Linked DNA regions of Homo sapiens: region 2 is linked to region 1. A link is a loop called in an ENCODE intact Hi-C map of the cell type or tissue named here. Cell type or tissue: heart left ventricle. All regions are shown on one strand. Links, peaks and the distances in the headings refer to the core of each region. The heading gives the core; the rest is flanking DNA. Region 1 overlaps DYNLT5 (dynein light chain Tctex-type family member 5). Region 2 overlaps MIER1 (MIER1 transcriptional regulator).

What was found. A loop is a pair of places that touch in the nucleus more often than their neighbours do. Peaks named below come from ENCODE experiments on the same cell type or tissue, not always from the same donor. Only the 100,000 strongest peaks of a DNase experiment are listed, where the experiment ranks them.
Region 2: a loop joins it to region 1, with 2.8 times the contacts of the local background. A loop is called at or near these places in 15 of 110 quality-filtered maps.

The regions. Positions count from the first base shown.
Region 1 is chr1:66,761,286-66,771,858 of GRCh38, reverse strand. It overlaps DYNLT5 (dynein light chain Tctex-type family member 5), which reads right to left. Exons shown (of 5, transcript NM_152665.3): 3 at 1,381-1,472. Among named protein-coding and RNA genes, the nearest start is that of DYNLT5, 14 kb to the right of the region's middle. In heart left ventricle, for the core only: a CTCF peak has its summit at 6,682 (motif pointing left); no DNase peak of the experiment used is centred there.
Region 2 is chr1:66,939,821-66,950,393 of GRCh38, reverse strand. It overlaps MIER1 (MIER1 transcriptional regulator), which reads right to left. Exons shown (of 14, transcript NM_001077700.3): 3 at 10,342-10,366; 4 at 4,099-4,244. Among named protein-coding and RNA genes, the nearest start is that of MIER1, 20 kb to the right of the region's middle. In heart left ventricle, for the core only: no CTCF peak of the experiment used is centred there; a DNase peak (open chromatin) is centred at 5,573.

The DNA of each region.
Region 1 (10,573 bases), core at 1,716-9,715:
AACAAGTTGCAAAAAATATCCTTATGTAGAAACACAGAGATTCACATTTCACTGGCCCTGTCTTGTTCAAATCTGATTCAAACCCTTCCAGCATGCACAGTTCAAAGTCATAGACACCCCATGGCTAAGAACTTTTAGTTGCAAGTGAGGGAAAACCTGACCCAAACTTAGCTTGCCTAACTGAAAAGTTAAAGGGTAGCCAATTGGATTTAGGACTCAAATGATGACACCAGGATTCTGTTGTTTTCTCTCAGTTTCAAGTCAGGGCAAGGTGGCAGATCCTGCCAGAGCCCCTACATTCCTTCAAGTTTCAGGGCTTTATGTTCTTCTGCAACAGGCCAAACAACATTTTCTGAATTTAATCTCAAAGTCTTTGATTGGATTCACCATGGTTATATGCCATCCTAGAATCAGTCACTGCTCTATCTATAAAGCCAGTGCCAGCTTCATTAGAATGCTAGGATCAAAAGTGGTGATGTTGGTGGAATTTCAAAGGAAATTTAGTGAGGTTACCAGAGAAGTATAAAAGTATATTGGATGGCAGGAATATTAGCTGTCCACCACAGGCACTGTGAAAATACCAGTAGATTGGCTAATTATGGAGCCGTGTAATCCATGTAGTCTTGGGGACTCCTGTAGAAAACTGGCTACAAGGCCAGAGGGGACAGGCTGATGGTCTATAATTTTCTTGGGGTTAACTGGCCACAGATGGAATCACCTTGGCCCATAGAGTCTTTCTTTGCCCCTTGGTAAATCTCTGTGGAATTTCCATATAGCAGTAATTATGTATGAATTCAGGTAATAGTGGGCAGGTACGCTTTTAGAGAAAACAAGTGGGTCTATGAGGAAACATGGATGGGAAAAGATATTTGCCACGGACTCCACCTGGGAGTATAGCGGCAGGTGCAAAGATCTTTGTTTTCAAAGACTCAAAACCTCAGTGGTAATGGATAAACGTCTCTGTCAACAGGGGACTATGAGTCATTTGCCTTTGCTTTGAGTTTTTTTTTTTCCTTCACCTAACAACACTGATTGGTTTTGTTGGATAAAATATCAATACTTATCTCTTTCATTTAAGTCATATCTATGTACCCAGAAATACTCAGTGAATTTGTTAAGTCAGTAGTATACTGTATGCATCAGTGCCACCCAGTGAATTGTTTGGCATTTGGGAAACATTAGTAAAGAAAAGTAAGACAGCAAGTGTTGTTACCTTTTTGCTGAGGAAGAAACTAAAGCAACATCAAATCACTCAATTCATTAAAGTCCCTTATATTGTGCTAGAATTGAAGACAATGCCAGGTTATCAAATATCATTTTTAAGAGAATCAGTCACCAATTTAGAAGTTTAAAATAGGAGTGAGAGATAAAAGAACACACCCAACTGATAGGTGTTTTCCATCTGAACTGTAAGGCGAGAGATATCATCACGCTGACTGGGTTCTTCCATATAAGACACAGTACTCATAGAACTAAAAACAAGGGAGAAAACAAATTTTAGTCATTATTATAACAATAATAACAAAATACAATATTGCTTTAAGCTAAAATGTTACAAAGATGAAGTTTTCTCAGAAAATTTCAAGTAAGTCTTATGTAAATATCCTAGTGGCATATTGAAAGTCCAAAACATTTTAGAGATGGAAATATTAAGATGCAGAGGAATTATTTGGAGCAGGTCTCAATGTGATGGCTGAAGCCCAGGGCAGTTACCCAGGTCATCAAATTATCCAGAAAGCGATCCTGGGTTGATGTATGTGTATGGGGTAACAGTACATACTTCAAAATCCATTGCCAATCGCATCTCCACCACTGATATAAAGCCTCTCCTCAAAGTAGATAAAGCTCACAAACAGGGCTGGGGGACATATGAGGAAGCTTAAAATGTTGGAAGACAACTCTATATACACATGGAGTATTATAAAGAGTTCACTATTATATGTAGTTCACAAAATCCCTTTAGTATGAAAAAGAAAAATGAGAAACTCATCTACGTGGTAGAGGAAACCGCAATTCACCAAAACTATAATACATTAATAAGCATCAATCGGCCTTTTCAACATCGAAAAAGGGTTTTGGTTTCGTTATCAAGGCAATATGAGCTTATCCTGGTGCTAAACAGGAGACCCAAGCAAAGAGGAGGCCCCACTGTCTCTCCAGCACTACTTAATTCAACTTAGTTCAGAGGAAATTCAGCTGTAACTAATGACAGTCTCAGAATGCTGCACCCTCAATTTTCTCCACCTGTGAAAATGAACTTTAAGACAGATGTCATTTCAAAGGGGAGGATATAATAGCATGTGTGTGTGTGTGGGTGTGTGTTTGTGTGTGTGTGTGTTCAGAGTGACCACTTTTCTAAGCAGGCTATGTTTTTGCTTTAATTAAATAAAAAATAGATATTTGCTCTTAATCTTTGGGGATCTTTTTTCTTGCAAGGAATTTAAAATACTTAGTTCTACGCTGTTTGGAATTAATGAACTTCTTGCAAATCGATATTTTAAGAAAATCACGGGTAATCTATTTTTAAAAATCCTTTAATGCAATACAACTTACATGATAAATTAGGGTTTACCCACTCAGCCCAAGAAAATGATGGAAGAAATTCTGGCTGCTTTTTTCATGGTGGATTTCTGGATGAGTGACTTAATCTTTATTCTTATAACACCTGCCTTCCTCAATTTACTGCTGCCCTTTGAAGTAGCAACCAGCCTGTTTGGCCACACTGGCTGCAGGTGTTGTGGGCAATACCAAAGATGATTACTGCTGCTTAAAAAACCCAATGTTACATAAACCCCTTGATTCTAAGATAAGTCAGTCTGCTCCATTACTATATATGCTACTTTTAACTTTGTAAAACATTTCCCATAAATTATCTCATTTTACTTTCACAATATCCTTTGAGGTAAGTAAAAGATTCATTATTCTACCCATTTCAGAGATAAAGGGAATGAGGCAAAGGGCTTAATGTACATGTATAAAAGGCAGACAGATTTCAAATGTCCTGTTTACCTCTTAGTGACAAAGTCCCAAGTATGATTATAACAGACAGAATGAAAATAGGGACAATGAAATAATTAATCACTGCAATTAAAACTTACTTGCATAATACAGAAGGTATTCATAAAAACTCAATTTCTTTTCTACTGAACACCATATTAAAAATTCATGGAGAAGAAGAGGTGGTACAAAACTCAAATTAGCTGGAGTGAAAATTCCAAGACAAAAAAGCAAATAAGGATTTTTATAAACTGTCTTCACTATCAGTTACTGAAGATTGACAATCAGTGCACTTAATATTATTATCATTATGAAACTGGTAAATGTCATAAGGGCAGCTTAAAAATCCCACTGGTTGAAGATTGGTGTGCAAATAGAAAGTTTTGCAGATTGACTTTTTTTGAGTTATTGTAGATAAATTTGTTCAGTGCCCTTTTATTTCCATAGGAATCATATAAACAGTGTATGCTCATTTTACAAATTCAAAACATACAGAAAAACATAGAGAAGAAAGTAAAATTACAAAAAATTATTAACCTCAGTTGTTCTCTAACCCCTGTTAACATTAACAAAAATCATTTCAGACATTTGATTTTACATATGGGCTCATATTATAGATGCTTTAAAAAAATTTAAAATGTATCATGGATAACTTTCCATGTCAATAAATAGCAAACAATACTTTAAATATCAAGACAGTACTTAATACATACACATTCTGGATTTCATTTAACCATGTATCATCCATGCCTTTTAGGCTATTTCCAATATTCTACTATTATAAAGAAAATTATAATGAACATCGTGTCAGGGACTCTTATTTACTTTCTAAAGTTGTTCTTTCCTTCTTCCTTGGTAACAGAATCCTACATTTGTAGGAATATTCCTGTGCAGACTAAAGACAAATTCTCAGTCTCTTTTTGTGCTATTGTGGCCTATGTGGCTTATGAGTGAATGAGATGTAAGTGGAACTGTTGTGTGGAAATTCTGAGAGGTTCCTCAAAAGAACTAATGCAGCCTATAGGAGCCTGTTTTGACCCTTCTTTGTGACTGGAATGTGGATATTCCAGAGCTCAGCACTATCTTGGGTCTTGAGGTGACCTTGCAGATTACAGATAAGAAAGAAGCCTCTGAACTTCCTCTCTTCAGACTTATTTTATGTAAGAGAAAAATAAATTTCTATTTTGTTTAAACTAATGTTTATTATTATATGCAGCAGTAGATCTGATAGAAAGTCTAACTAATGCAGAGTTTGCTACCTGGAAGTGGGATGCTACAAGTAATCAATAAATCATAAAACTTGGGGCTGGCAGTGGTGGCTCACGCCTGTAATCCCAGCACTTTGGGAGGCCGAAGTGGGCAGACCACTTGAGGCCAGGAGTTCAAGACCAGCCTAGGTAACATGGCAAAACCCCATCTCTACTAAAATATATTTTAAAAAATTAGCTGGGCATGGTGGCACATACCTGAGATCCCAGCTACTTGGGAGGCTGAGGCACAAGCACAGCTCGAAAGGAAGGTAGAGGTTGCAGTGAGCTGAGATCATGCCATTGCACTCTAGCCTGGGCAACAGAGCAAGACTCTGTCTCAAAAAACAAAACAAAACAAAAACCAGTAAAAACCCATAAAACTTGGAATTAGTTTTAGAGAGGAACTGGGGCTTTGAGGAGTAAATTTTCTATATTTTGCTGGAAACCTGGTAATTTTTTTTTTTTAAACTATTATTTTAAGTTAGGGGGTACATGTGAAGGTTTGTTATATAGGTGAACTTGTGTCACGGGAGTTTGTTGTACAGATTATTTAATCACTCAGGTATTAAGCCTAGTACCCAATAGTTATCTTTTCTGCTCCTCTCCCTCCTTCCACCCTCAACCCTCACGTAGGCCCCAGTATCTGTCGTTCCCCTCTTTGTGTTCATGAATTCTCATCATTTAGCTCCCACTGATAAGTGAGGACATGTGAAGCCTGGAAATTCTTATCATGCAGAGGTAAAATAATTAGTCTATTGCTTTCTGTGCCTTGGAAGGCTGACTGTGCATCAATTAAGACTATAACATCATAAAAAAGTATAGGAAATGTTTACTTTTTAAAACCTGTATTATAAAAATCTGAGATCTGATAGTTCCCACATTAGAATGAAATGGGTTAGAAAAAGGGAGAGAACAAAAAAGAAGGAAAATGTTGAATAGAAAAAATAAGATATTTATTCCTTGAGAAAAGAAAAAAGGAAAAGAGAAAATATTTAAAATGCTTGCAGGTATGGGCAAATAGCATTAAACCAGAATATGAGCTTGGCAAATTTTTAGAAATAAAACAGTTTTATGTTTTAAAATTGGGGAATTGCCAATATCAGTTCAGAATACTGGTTTAGAAAAACCTGGGCATATTTTCTATTGATAAACAGCTTCACTCAAATCCTTTGAAATCTTTAAAGATAAATATGTGAGATACCCAAAAAGTAAATTTATAATTTTAATTACCAGTGCCATATACCTGGCACAATACATTTTTGGGGTATATATCACAATATTACACATGGATGGGTTTCAGTTGTCTGTCATCAGACTTTCCCTAGTTTACAATGACAACCCTTCTAGACACGTGATCTCATTGTAAAGTGAATGCTACGGTTTTATTTTTTAAATATAAAAAATATTCTTGCTGTCTATGTGTTTTACCAGCTTGCTGGCATTTATGGAGAAAAAAATTCAATTGGCAAAACGTGTCCCAGAGAGTTATAAAGTTTTAGAAAGAAAGGTAGATGAAAAGTAATGTAATAAAAGAAAGTCTGGCGTAAACCACTGGTGAGAACACTTAACAAACTAACTAATATTATTGCAGATGGAAGAGTAACAACTTGTAATTCAATGAAAAATACAGTGAATATCTGAAACCACATGTGCTATTGCTGAGGACAGACAGCCTGCATACAGAAGTAGCTGCATGAAATTGGTCCAGAATAACAAAAGTAATCCTCCTTATTTGTACCTGGCTGACACTGGAAATGCACCATGCTAATCCAATAGTATGCATTCTGATTATTTGCAGGAAAAAGACAAAAAAATTATTTAAGAAGTTAGAGCCTGTAGTCCCAGCTGCTTGAGAGGCTGAGGCCGGAGAATTGCTTGAACCTGGGAGGCGGAGGTTGCAGTTAGCCGAGATCACGCCACTGCACTCCAGCCTGGGCAACAGAGCAAGACTCCATCAAAAAAAAAAAAAAAGAAAAAGAAAAGAAAAAGTTAGAACATATTTACTCTTTAATGAAATTCATTTTTTTCTTAAAAACATCTTGCAAATTTGCTTGCTGACCAGTCTTTGAATTACCTAGATAAACACAAGGCATGTCTTTTTATTATGACAGTTAGAGATGGTAACAATAATTTCAGTTAATTCTCATCAGCCACAATAGCATCTAATTATTATTGAGAACTCATTTCCATACGTTTTCAGAGTTATTATTATACCTAGATGTTTTGAAGCTGCAGGAAGAGATAATATTGAACGCATAACTGGCCTTAGAGACATTAAAGTAGTATCTTTAAAGGTCAGAATATCATCTTTTCCTTCTATTTGTAACTATGAAATGCCTGGAACCACCATGTTTATAAATATAGTATCATTTAAGTGTGTCTTCTTCGGAGGGGAGATAAGCTGTTATTAAATCATGTGCTGCCTCCCAGTGGTGATATTTCAGAGTGCACAGAGAAAAACAAGGTCTTCAGGGTATAAATTTGTACATTTGTACTTTCCATTTTTCTTCATTCTTTCAACAAATGTTTATTGCCCACAACATGTCAGGCACAGTGGGAAGTACTGGTAACACAGATAAAAATAAGAGCCCTTCTGCTCAAAAAACAGGATGTAGAATGAGATTAAATATGCATAGAAACTCCTTTACTTGGGAACTTTCCACCTAAGACTATCCATGGATATTTTTATGAGTGTTATGCTCAAGAGCAAAGCATACCAACTTGTCCCCAGCAGTAGATGATGTTATTTGTCTGGTAAGGTAAGTTAGTTTTGCAGTTATTTAGTTTATTCCAAATTTGCTGGATTTTTATGTACAGGCATATCTCATTTATTGTGACTCACTTTATTCTGCTTTGCACACAATGTGTGTTTACAAATTGAAGGTTTGTGGCAACCTTGCATTGAGCACATCTGTCAGCATTATTTTTCCAACAGCATGTGCTTACTTCATGTCTCTACGTCACATTTTGTTAATGCTCACAATATTTTAGATTTTCATATTACATCTGTTATGGAGAGCGATGATCAGTGTTATTTTATGTTATTATTGTAATTGGTTTAGGGTGCCACAAACTGTATCCATATAAAGAAGCTGACTTAATTGATAAATGTTATGTGTGTTCTGACTTCTCCACTGACCAGCCATTTCCCATGTCTCTCTCTTTGGGTCTTCCTATTTCCTGTGACACAACAATATTGAAATTAGGCCAATTAATAATCCTACAGTGGTCTCTAAGTGTTCAAGTGAAAGGAAGAGTCCCACATCTCTCACTTTTAAATCAAAAGCTAGAAATAACCAAGTGTGGTGAGGAAGGCATGTCAAAAGCCGAGATAGGCTGAAAGCTAGGCCTTTTGGGCCAACAATTAGTCAAGTTGTGACTATAACTAAGTAGATTTTTTGTTTGTTTGTTTTTGTTTTTTTTTGAGACAGAATCTCGCTTTGTCACCCAGGTTGGAGTGCAGTGGTATGATCTTGGCTCACTGCATCTTCAAACTCCCAGGCTCAGGTGATCCTCCCACCTCAGTCTCCCAAGTAGCAAGGACTACAGGTGCACACCACCACACCTGGCTAATTTTGTTTTAATTTTTTGTACAGACAGGGTTTTGCCATGTTGCCCAGGCTGGTCTCGAACTCTTGAACTCAAGTGATCCACCCACCTCAGCCTCCAAAGTGCTAGGATTACAGGTGTGAGCCACTGCACCTGCCTGAAAAGTTCTTGAAGGAAATTAAAAGTGTCACTTCCGTGAACACATGAATGATAAGAAAGCAAAACAACCTTATTGCTGATTTGGAGAAAGTTTTAGTGGTCTGGATAGAAGATCAGACCAGTCACAAATTCTCTTAAGCCAAAGCCCAATCCAGAGCAAGGCCCTAACTCCCTTCACTTCCATGAAGGCTAAGAAAAGTGAGGAAGCTATGGAAGAAGTTTGAAACTAGCAGAGGTTTGTTCATGAGGCTTGAGGAAAGAAGCCATCTCTGTAACATAAAAGTGCAAGGTGAAGCAGCAAGTGCTGATGTAGAAGCTGCAGCAAGTTACCCAGAAGATCTAAGATCATCGGATAAGCTAAGATCATTGATGAAGGGGCTACAATAAGCAACAGATTTTCCATGTAGATGAAACAGTCTTATTTCAGAAGATGCCACCTAGGGCTTTTATAGCTAGAGAGAGGTCAATGCCTGGCTTCAAAGCTTCAAAGGACAGACTGACTTTCTTGGTAGCAGCTAATGCAGCTTGTGCCTTTAAGTTCAAGCCAATACTCATTTACCATCCTGAAAATCCCAGGGCCCTTGAGAATTATGCTAAATCTACTGTGTTCTATAAGTGAAACAAAAAAGACTAGATGACAGCACATCTGTTTTACGGCATAGTTTCTTGAATATTTTAAGCCCACTGTTGAGACCTACTGCTCTGAAAAAGAGATTCCTTTTAAAATATTACTGCTCATTGACAATGCACCTGGTCACCCAAGAGCTCTGATGGAGATGTACAAGAAGATTAATGTTGCTTTCATGCCTGCTAACACAACATTCATTCTGCAGCCCATGGATCAAGGAGTAATTTCGACCTTCATCTCATTTATTTACTTATTTTTGTATTTTTAATTGATGTATCATAGTGATACATTTTTATGGGGAACATGTGATATTTTGATACATGCATACAAAATGTGTAATGATCAAATCAGGACAACTGGGATATCCATTGCCTCAAACATTTATCTTTTCTTTGTGTTGGGGACATTAAAATTCCTCTAGCTATTTTTTTCCCCTAACCCCCACTAGCTATTTCGAAATATATAATAAATTATTGCTAACTATAATTTCCCTACTGTATTATTGAATACTAGAACTTATTTTATCTAATTGTATTTTTGTATGTATTCACCAACTTCTTTTCACCCCATAAATCTTACGATTTAAGAAATTCATTTTGTAAGGCTATTGCTGTCATAGATGTGGATTCCTCTGATGGATCTGGGCAAAGTAAGTTGAAAAGGATTCACCATTCTAGAAGCCATTGAGAACATTTATGATTCATGGGAGGAGGTCAAAGTGTCAACATTAACAGGAGTTTTGAAGAAGTTGATTCTAGCCCTCAGGGATGACTTTGACGGGTTCAAGTCTTCAGTGGAGGAAGTAACTGCAGATGCAGTGGAAATAGAAAGAGAACTTGATTTACTGTTAAAGGATACAAAATTATAGCTAGATAGGAGAAATAAGTTCTAGTGTTTTTACCACTGTAGGGTGACCATAGATGAAAATAATACATAGATTCAAAGAGCTAGAAAGAGGACATTGAATGTTCCCAACAGGAAGAAATACTAAATGTTTGAGATAATGGATATGCTAATCACCGTGATCTGATTACTATACATTATATTTATGGAAAAATCACTATGTACCCCATGAATATGCATAATTGAAATTTTCAATAAAAAACATAAAATTTAAAATGGTTAAAAAAGAAATGGAACTTGAATATGTGGCTGAATTGCTGCAATCTCATGGTAAACTTAAACAGATGAGGAGTTGCTTCTTACAAATGAGCAAAGAAAGTGGTTTCTTGAGATGGAATCTACTTCTGGTGAAGATGCTGTGAACACTGTTGAAATGACAACAAATAATTTAGAATATTACATACACTTAGTTGATAAAGGAGTGGCACGGTTTGAGATGAATGGACTAATTTTGAAAGAAGTTCTACCATGGTAAAATGCTATCAAACAGTATCACATGCTACAGGGAAATCTTTCATGAAAGGAAGAGTCCATTGATGTGGCAAGCTTTAAAATTTATTTTATTATTTCATTTCATTTTATTTTTATTTTATTTGAGATAGTGTCTCTCTCTGTTGCCCAGGCTGGAGTATAGTGGTATGATCAAAGCTCACTGCAACCTCAGCCTCCCAGGCTTAGGGATCCTCCTGCCTCAGTCTCCCAAGTACCTAGGACTACAGGCAGGTACTACTATGCCTGGCTGATTTGTTTGTAGGGAAGGGGGTGTCTCACTATGTTGTCCAGGCTGGTCTTGAACCCCTGGCTGCCGTGATCCTCTTGCCTTGGCTCCCCAAAGTGTTGGAATTATAGGCGTGAGTCACTTTGCCCAGCCTGTTGTCTTATTTTATGATATTGCCACAGCTATCCCAACCTTCAGCAACCATATCCCTGATTAGTCAGCAGATGTCAACACTGAGGCAAGGCCCTCCACTAGCAAAAAGATGACAACTTGCTGAAGGTTCAGATGATCATTAGCATTTTTAGCAATAAAGGATTTTTATACTAAGGTATGTACATTTTTTCTTTAGATAAAATGCTATTGAATACT
Region 2 (10,573 bases), core at 746-8,745, 180 kb before region 1:
CTCACGCCTGTAACCCCAGCACTTTGGGAGGCTGAGATGGGCAGATCACTTGAGGCCAGGAGTTCGAGACCAGCCTGGGCAACATGGTGAAACCTCATCTCTATTAAAAATACAAAAATTAGCTGGGCTTGGTGGCACATGCCTATAATCCTAGCTACTCAAGAGGCTGAGGCAGGCGAATTGCTTGAACCCAGGAGGTGGAGGTTGCAGTGAGCCGAGATCGTGCCACTGCACTCCAGCCTGGGCAACAGAGTGAGACTCTGTCTCAAAAAAACAAAACAAAACAAAAGTCTATTTATTTACTATGAGAATGATTCTGACATTCCCTCTAAGATCACTAATCACTACAATAAATAATAACCTATACACCCAATTTTATTAAAACACTTATCTTTTATATTGTCATAATCCATGCATACAAATGTAACAATACACATCAAAACTTCTTTCGAGTTAGTTTTCACTGAAAAATTCTAGAATTCAAATTGAATGAACTTAAAACCACATGCTATACAGTTATTGATATTTCCTGAATGAATGTCAGAGTTCTGCCACAATACATCAAAAATTCATTTCATGCAACCAAGGTGTAAGGTGAAAAACACTATCAATCCCTGACATAACTAATGTTTTGCTTCTATAAAAGCAAATCAATAATCAACACAACAAAATCTTATTCACTTTTTCAATAAACACAACAAGAATTTTGTTTGGTTCAAACCTAAAGAGTTAATAACTCTAGGAAATCCAACAAATTGGCCCCAAAATATTGCTTAGCTTCAGGTTACAGATGAAAAGCATTCTATGCTACTTAAAGCTTTAATTGTTTCTGGGAGAAGTCAGAGAAGAATCTGAGAAGGTATAAGGCTGTCTAGTTGAAAGGATGATAAAGGATTGGTTCAACTGTCTTTTTTTCCCTATCTCTATAAATAATTCTATTTTAACTTCTATTTCCTAAGGCAGGGTCACTTGAAAGCAAGTTTTAAGGCACTATATGGGGCTGGGGAAAGGAATAGGAGAGAAAAACAGGAAAAGGCAATGATATAACCAAAATTTTAGCACAGCCCATTAGTAATTTTCTACTAATTAAATGTAATAAATATCTCATTTTCTGAAATAGAAAAAAAATAACTAACTCATAACCCATTATGAAAACTACTTATTTCCTCTTGCTAATTAGTATTTTAGCTAATATAGAATATAAGACAGAAAATACAAGATTTTATTACTGTACCTTTTATCCCACAGATGGCTATTCAGAAGCAAAAAATATAAAGTGATAGATCTTCTCTGAATATAGGCAAACTGAAAATAATTGTCTTCTCACTTCACAAATACATGAAGTGACTATGATTGTTAAATCAACTGTTTCCCTTATAACTGTTTTTGAATCGCTTCCCAGCCTCCTACTTTTAAACAATAGTTCTGACTTCAAGTTCTTCAAGTGCCCTGTTTTCAGACACACAGTCTCTGAAAAATAAAACAGGGTAAATAGTAGTAACATTTTTATTCTGTCACCCAGGCTGGAGAGCAGCAGTGCTATCATAGCTCACTGCAGCCTTGGATTCCTGGACCCCAGCAATCCTCCCACCTGAGCCTCATGAAGTGTTGGGCCTACAGGTGCATGCCACCATGCCTAATTAACCTTTTTAAAAAATTTTTTGCAGAGATGGTGGTCTCACTATGTTGCCCAGGCTGGTCTTGACCTCCAGGCCTCAAGTAATCCTCCTGCCTTGGCCTTCTGAAGTACTGAGATTACAGGTATAAACCACTATGCCCAGCCCTTCATATGCTTTTTAACCCATTCTTGAAAGACTTTTGTGATAGCCAATATACACCTTTGACACATTAAATTATTCAGACATTGTGGATTAAGTCAGCTGTAATCACTAAATGATCTAATCCCAAAGCCAGCTCTAATCCCACAATGGGAACACCTGACAAGATTTCAATAAACAGTAATAGAACTCCTTTTTGAGCTCTTTAAATGTATACTTTAAAAAGTTACAAACTAAAATTATGAGACATAGGTCTTTATTACCATAAAAGTATAAGCATTCATTTTTCATGATATTATGTATTCCAAATCCTTAAAGACTGGCACTATGTCTTATTTCTTATGTTCTTTTTATCATGGAGTACAGGAAATCATATGCATGATATATTTTATTAGAACATACCAGACTGATATATCCATTCATTCATACAATACTTTTGAGTGAGCACTCTTGCAAGGTACCATGAAATACACTGGTGAATAACAGTCATTTTATTTCATCTTCTCAAAACCAGTGGAGGTACAGACAATAAATTAAACAAACAATTACAAATTGTGTCCTAACACTAAAGAAAGCATTGAATAGGGGACAGTGGTTAAAAAAAAATAAAAATAAAACAAAAAACTAATTAAAACCTAATTAGGGGACAGGAAAGGCTGCTATTCTGAGGAGGCAACACCGAACCCAGAGGATAAGGAGCCGGCCTTGGGATGCATATACCAGAGAGTGAGAATGAGCTGAAAACCCTTGAAGCAGAAGAAACTAGCCTATTTAACAACAAAAGCAGCTAGTGTGGCTATAACAGAGGTAGTGTGATACATGGGTAAGAGGCCATTATCATGCAGGTGGCCTTGCTGGCCTGGTTGAGGAGTTTGGGTTTTCTTTGGATATAACAGGAAGCTGGGAGGTTGATATTAATTGATTTACATTTTGAAAAGAAGATCACAGCTGCTGGGTGGAAATGTATCAGGAGAAAGATGGTAAAAGAGGAAATGGGGAAACCAGTCAGGAAGCTACTGCAATAGCCTAGGCTAGAAAGAATGGTAATCTAGGCAGCAATGGATCAAGAGTCGGCTAAGGGATATTCTTGTGGATACAAATGATAGGTTTATTTAGAAATAAGATATTGAAAGAGAAGGAAAATGACTCACTGGTTTCTGACTTAGGCAACAGGGTAAATAGTAGTACCACTTTTTACTGATAGGACAGGGAAAGAACAAGCAGAGAAAAAAACAACAGTCAATAGTTCTGTTTTGGACATTTATAATTTAGAGATGTCCATTTAGTTAAGCAAGCAGAAATGTCAAGGTGGACAAACAAAACTGGAGACAGGAAATAGGTTAATGCTAGAAATATAAACTAAAGAATACTAAGGATATACACACCAAGGGAATAAATTAAATCACACAGCTTAGTGATTTTCAAATTTGGTGTACATATAATGCCAACTTACTTAATGAAGATGTGGATCTGAACACCACCTCCAGAGATTCTGATTCAGTATGCCGGGGGAGAGGTCCAAAAAATCTGCTTTTTAAAATAAGTACAGGGTTGATTCTGATGCAACTGACCCTCATACTACATTTTGAGGAGCACTGATCCAGACAGAGACAGGAGAGAAAAAAAGAAGGTCCAAACTGAGAATCACAAACTGCCAACATGTAAACCTTGAGTAACGGAAGAAGAGTCTGCAAAAGATACTGAATAGAAACAAAAAGATAAAGAAAACCAGACAGTGGTGTACTCCAGAATTCAAGTAAAAGAAGGGAATGTTAAACTATATTGAATACTGCTGAGAAAAAGTAAGGTAGTGAGAGAAAAGTGAATATAAAAATGGATGTAACAAGGAAAGTTCACTGGTCACCTTGATAGGAAGAGGTGGAGATAATCTAGAGCACTTTATGTAGTGGAGATAATCTAGAGCACTTTATGTAGTGAATGGAAAATGATACTTCAAGAATTTTTGGCTCTGAAGGAGAATAAGTAAAAGATATGGTAACTGGGGAAGGACAAAGGATATATGAGGCCGTGTAGAATCCTTTTATAGTCCATTTTTGACCAGACCTTTATAGCAGAATCATTTAACAGTCTATGTTTTACCAAAGTAACTATGTGAATTCTGTTATTGCACATAATAAAGTTATTGTTTTTAAATCCTTTCATTTCAAACTTTAAATATCCCACCTATGATCACACAAAATTTTTCAGTCATTAATATATAACACAATTTCTCTCCTAATCAGAGAATCAAAATTTCAGATCTTCCCTTTCCACAAAAAAGTCATAACCAATTCATACCCTAGCTCTACATGTTATTTACCCTTGCAAGATCTTCTATTTCAGAGCTGAAGTTTGTTTCTCCTTCCATCATTTCTTCCTCTTCTAATGTTCGTTCATCATCAAAATCATGAACCAGCATGTCAGCTGATGGATCAAATTCATGGTCATCTGATGTTGCTGAACCTCCTGGTAAGGAATATTTCAAAAAGTTTGGTAAACCAAATTAAGTGGATCTTATTAATATTAATGTATATATTTTTATTTGATGCTGGATGTAAGTCAAAAGTACCAAGAAAAAGCTACGCACAGCAACTATTATGTATTGCTTTTTAATAGTTACAACAGAAAAATGGAAGGAAAATGTTTATAGCTTTAAAAGTGTTTATAATGTTATAAATATGAAAAAATTGTAAATAATAAATGGTCATATCAAATAAGAACAGGCTTTTCGTGTGGAAAAAAGTCTCAATTCTTTTTTTTCTTCTTCTTCTTTGAGACAGGGTCTCGCTCTGTCCCAGGCTGGGGTGCAGCTCACTGCAGCCTCGACCTCCTAGGGCCAAGCGATCCTTCTACCTCAGCCTCCAAAGTAGCTGGGACTATGACCACAACACACAGCTAATTTTTTAATATTTTTTTGGTAAAGGCAGGGTCTTGCTATGTTGCCCTGGCTGGTCTTGAACTCCCAGGCTCAAGCAATCATCCTGCCTTGGCGTCCCAAAGTCCTGGGATTACAGGTGTACCTGGCCCTAAAAATCACAATTCTTAACCATTTGATTAATGTTTGATAGAACCAATGAGTATGAACTCCTCTGGCCCATGAGGAGACTGTGAGTCAGCCCTCCATGTCCATGGCTTCTGTGTATGTGGATTCAACCAACAGCAGATTGAAAACATTCAGAGAAAAAAACAAAAACAAAAAAACCTCTGTCTTCAACACGTACAGGCGTTTTTCCTTGTCATTATTCCCCAAACAACACAGTATAACTATTTACATAGCATTTACCTATATTAGGTATTTTATATATATATATATATATATATATATATATATATATATATATATATATACACACACCAGATTATTTAAAGCATATAAGAGAAATGTGCATAGGTTACACGCAAATACTATGCATTTTGTGTCAGGGATTTGAGCATCCACGATTTTGGTATCCGAGGGAGGTTTACAGGTATCGAAGGATGACTGTATAGTCATGTGAAATATACAGTCATCTGAATACACAGTCTAGTGAAGACACAGCTGCACTCAAATATTATTATTCTATAAGTACTTCCTTGAAAATACATTCTAGTGGCTGGATGTAGTTGCTCATGCTTTAATACCAGCACTTCACGAGGCCAAGAAGGGAGGATCACCTGAGCCTAAGAGTTTGAGACCAGCCTGGGCAACATAATGAGACACCGTCTCTACAAAAAATTTAAAAATTAGCTGGGTGTGGTGCTGTGTGCCTGTCATCCCAGCTACTCAGGAGGCTAAGGCAGGAGAAGTGCCTGAGCCAGGGAGGTCAAGGCCACAGTGAGTCATGATCACACTACTGCATTCCAGCCTGGGAGACAGAGCAAGGCCCTGACTTTAAAAAATAAAAAATAAATAAAAAAAAATCTAATATTTGAGTAGCTGTCCTTAACTTAGTGGATTTTGATCAGAAATAACGCCAAAGACTGAGTAGAAGAGCAAAATTTATTAAAACTGCATAGAGAACTCCTATCAAAGGCATTAAAAATAATCTAGTCTAATAAACATGTCTAACTGACATGTGGTTGGGGAATATTGCTGGACCCTATAGGGTCAAGCTTTGTAATAGTAGAATGCAAAGGCTGGGCATACATAGTCTGTAAAATATTGTCTGTAAAATATTGTACTACATTGGCAGTAGTAAAACTTGGGGATATTTTACAGACTATGTAAAATATCCCCAAGTTTTACTACTGCCAATGTGGACCTAGATTTGCAAAAGCATTGTTTACTGATAAACAAATGAGTTACTGAACATTGAAAAAATTAACAATTTTTAAAGTTTTAACTGTTGATGGTTAGACATTAATAGATGTACCTATTCTTTCATTTCACTCCAGAAAGATAAACAATAAGTAAAGCAAAGAGATAGAGCTGACTTCTTGAAAATCCGACTATTATGAATAAGGGAATGCCCAAAGCTTAGGGTTCTTCAGTTACTCACAATAATTTTCAAAAGAATCATTTTTTTGAGTGCTTACCATATGCCAGATACTATGTTCAAGCATGTCATATACATTATCTCAATTAATCTTCAAATAATCCTACGAAGTAGGTATTATCATCCCATTTAAAGAGGAAAAAAAAAAAATAAAAACTCAAGGCTTAGAGATTTCAAGTAGCAAGTCTAAACTTACAAAGCCAGTAGATGGCAAAGACGGAATTTGAATCCTGGGTATACTAATCCTAACACCTATGCTTTTACTGGACTCCAAGCCTCCTGTAAATTATTTTAGTATACTGCCTCAAAGAATACTTAAGGAGAGTCTATGTACTAAGACGAGTGAATGCAAGCCAGGTCACATGGCAAAGCACTTAACATCATTGTGCCCTTTCAGAAGCACCAGAAAATATTGGTATTAGGCCAGGCGCAGTGGCTCATGTCTGTAATCCCAGCACTTTAGGAGGCCAAGGCAGGAGGACTGCTTGAGCTCAGGGGTTCAGGACAAGCCTGGGCAACACAGTGAGACCTCATCTCAAAAAAGAAAGGAAGAAAAGAGGAAAGGAGGAAAGGAAACGAAAGGAAACAAAACTAAACGAAAGGAAAGGAAAAGATAGTAAGGAAAGGAAAGGAACTGATATTAAATAGAAAATAACTAAAAACATAATTACATGCCAAATCAGATACCTTATACCAGATTATAGTAAAAATGAGTTATTAACACTTATCAAAGTTTTAGAATAATTTAAATAAAAACATTTAGAAAAGCATATTATCTTAATTTTCTTCCAGAAATTAAGAAAAGCTTAGTACAATTTTAGCAGTGCATCTTAGTACTGCTTGAGGCAATGGACACAAGGGTTCCATAGGAGCACAATTTGAGAAACATTAATATAGGTGTAGTTTTCTGTCCCAATCCTTTTCTCTTCTGAGTTTTCAAGAGAAAACTCTCCTCAAACTTTTTAGTTCACCCAGCAATCTTCTGGGATACTGAGTAGTCAGTCAGTAATCATGTATCCCTACAAATAATGCTATACTTTTCTCCCTTGTAGGCAGAAAGACCCTAAAAAATCCCCACACCATCCCTTTGTATACTATTATCCAATCAGAATATAATTGTAATTAGACACAGGTATTATCAAAAATAATTATGCTTAATTCTTTGTTATACTTGTTACACTCTATTGACTTTTAAAAAAATTCAAGTTCATAGGTATATAGCATCAAAGCATGTGTTGTAACTCACCTGAAGTCCATTTTTTGTTATTTGCAAAGCCAATTATATATGAAGACTTGCCATTTCACTCCCTTATTACATCAAACAACAAAGTGTAGGTGAACTACTTCCTGTCTCACTCCAATTTCTTTCCCTACATGCACACTACGCTTTTTTCTATAAACTTTCAATTTTCAGTTTTTCTCTTTCCTTAATCTGACCTGTTCTATCTGACTTCTTTTTGCCTTGTTCCTTAGAACAAACTAACCATCTTATTCTTGTCAATAGCTAGACCCACCATTAGGCTGTCTCCTAGGAAAAAAAAAAAATTCCCAATAATAAATCATTAGAGGTAATGGCTCTGGTGCTTTGTATAAATTAAGTATTTTGCATCAGAGTTAGGCAAATGTGACTGCTTTGTCATGAAATCCTATCCTACTGCAGAAAAGGTACCTTACATCTTTTCAAAGGTAAATTCAGTTTGTATCATGTCTACTCATTTAATCACTTTTTAAATTATCTTCACCTCCATTAATTCCCCACCTCTAATGGCTACTAGTCTTACAGGTAAAAAGCCTTACATTGTGCCTCTACTTTGTCTTACACTGGTGGAGACTACAGACAAAGCAATTAATGTGGTCATGTGACTATTATTACTAGCATTGATTGCAAAGTACAGATGCTACAAAGGATATAGCCTTTTCATCAGGGGACTGAAAAATTTTTTACATGAGTATTTCTAATTTTCTCTACTAACTTTTATAACTGGCTGTAATTAACATTATTTATAAGAACAATAAACACTGCCCTGGGCAGAAGCCTCAAATGACAAATACTGTCTAACTCAAAAGATCTATTTCAGTCTGAAAACAAGCTGAAGAAATATAAACATTCTATCTGTTAAGTATTCAACAAGTAGCAAAGCTATCAAAGACTGTTTTTTTTTTTTTTTTTGAGAGAAGGAGTCTCGCTCTATAGCTCAGGCTGGAGTGCAGTGGCATGATCTCAGCTCACTGCAACCTTCACCTCCCAGGTTAAAGGATTCTCCCACCTCAGCCTTCCGAGTAGCTGGGATTACAAGCATGTGCCACCATCCTGGCTAATTTTCGTATTTTTAGAAGAGACGAGATTTCACCATGTTGGCCAGGCTAGTCTCAAACTCCTGACCTCAAGTGATCCATCCGTCTTGGCCTCCCAAAGTGTTGGGATTACAGGCATGAGCCACTGCACCTGGCCAACATTTGTATTCTTCAAACTCCATTATTCTTCCAGTTCAGCCTAGGCTGATTCAAATGTAATGGAAACTGAGAAAGCCACTTACTAATATCGCTTTCTGAGTAATTATTTTATGTATCTATGTACTATCAGATGAATGCCTCAAAAATTCATCAGAAATATCTAAATCTCCTCAGTTTTATTTGCAATATCACAATACTATAAGAAACAAGTAGGATCTATTTTTTCTATGAAAACAATTTCTGCGTTTGAAAAAAAAAATCGGAAATAATTCCATGTCCTAAAAATGAATATGGTGATCTAACACTTATCTAAGACCAGATTACTCCCAATCTTAACCATCCAGGATATACTTATAAAACAAAGTTCAAAAAAAATTGAGTTTCAGAAATGCACAAAGCCTAATGTACTTTACTCTCAAGCATATTAAAAAGAGTAAGATGCTTTCAGCTGAAATCAAAAGGACAAAATCAACGTCAGCTGAGCACACTAGTCATTTAAAAGGGATGTAGATGTGATCTAGTCCAACCCTCAGAGTCCAGTGATTCATGTTCATAGAAAGGACCTTGCACCATGAAAACAGGCTTATCTTATGTTAAGCATTTTTAAAAGCTTTCTTTCTAAAACTTTAAACACAGAAAGGTGATTGCTTCAATAATCTGGAAAATTCAGTAATACAGAATACATCCTATCTAAGTATTCAATACATGTGAGATGTTTTCAAATAAAACATTACTATGCCTCAGAGGGTTCACTTTCTCACTCTTCTATATTGGACTACTCTTTAACCCACATATCCCATGCAGAAGGCAGTCCCATTTCTCTTGACAGTCACTGGACACTGAGGATAAAAGACTAGTACTTGACTCTTTCCTCACTGCTTCAACTCCAATGAATTACTGCCATGTAGAACTACTGTACCCAGTGGTGCCAGACCATGGGAACCCTAAATCCAGATTTCATATATAAAATATTCTTAAAGATCACTACAGTGGCCAAACAAAAATTTGTGGCACAGATCTGATTCAAAGATCACAGGTTTGCAATCTCTAAGTTAGGAAAAAATGAATATGTACTGTATTTGAGAAAGAATACAAAAATCCTAGATGTGTGCTCAGAACCTAAAACTTGATCCTATTCAAATCTAAGAATGATTTCCTTATTTAGAATATTCCTTATTTACATTAAATATTCACTTGTTGAATCGTTTGCTTACTTTATTTTTCCCCTCCCTCTGTAATGCACTAACAATTTTTTCTCAAATAAAAATACTTTGAAATCCCTACACAAGCAAATATTTCTAAGCTAATGATTCCTTTTTAAAAAGCACAATTTATATATATACTACAAGTCAAACAATAATACAAAACTGTGAGAAATACATATGGCAACTCACCAAAAAAAAAAAAAAAAAAAAAGAAAACCCAAAAATAGTCATTTTTAGGATGAAATCACAGTAGCCTCACCTGTACTTTCATGGGCAGTCAAACCTTTCATCCATTTCTTTTTCCCCAGAGAAAAGAAGCATTCAGAAGAAAAGCAAGTCAGATAATAGTCTAACTCCTCTAGTCTTTATGCAACTAGTAGGACAAATGTTACTCAAATCGAGATTATAAAAAATATGGAAAATACTTACCTGGACTTGAAGATTCAACAGATGGCTGAGAAGGGGAGAAAAGAGGAAAAATTAGTATTTCTGTATAATGTATCTTCACAAACATTACCGAAATTATTCAATGACTACTATGATGCCAAAAACTACAGTAAGTTTTAATGTCTGCATTTTAGTTTTAATGTCTGCATTTTCCAAGACAAACTAAAACTTCCCATATAATCCCTTCCCTTTCATTATATTTAAGCATAAAGAA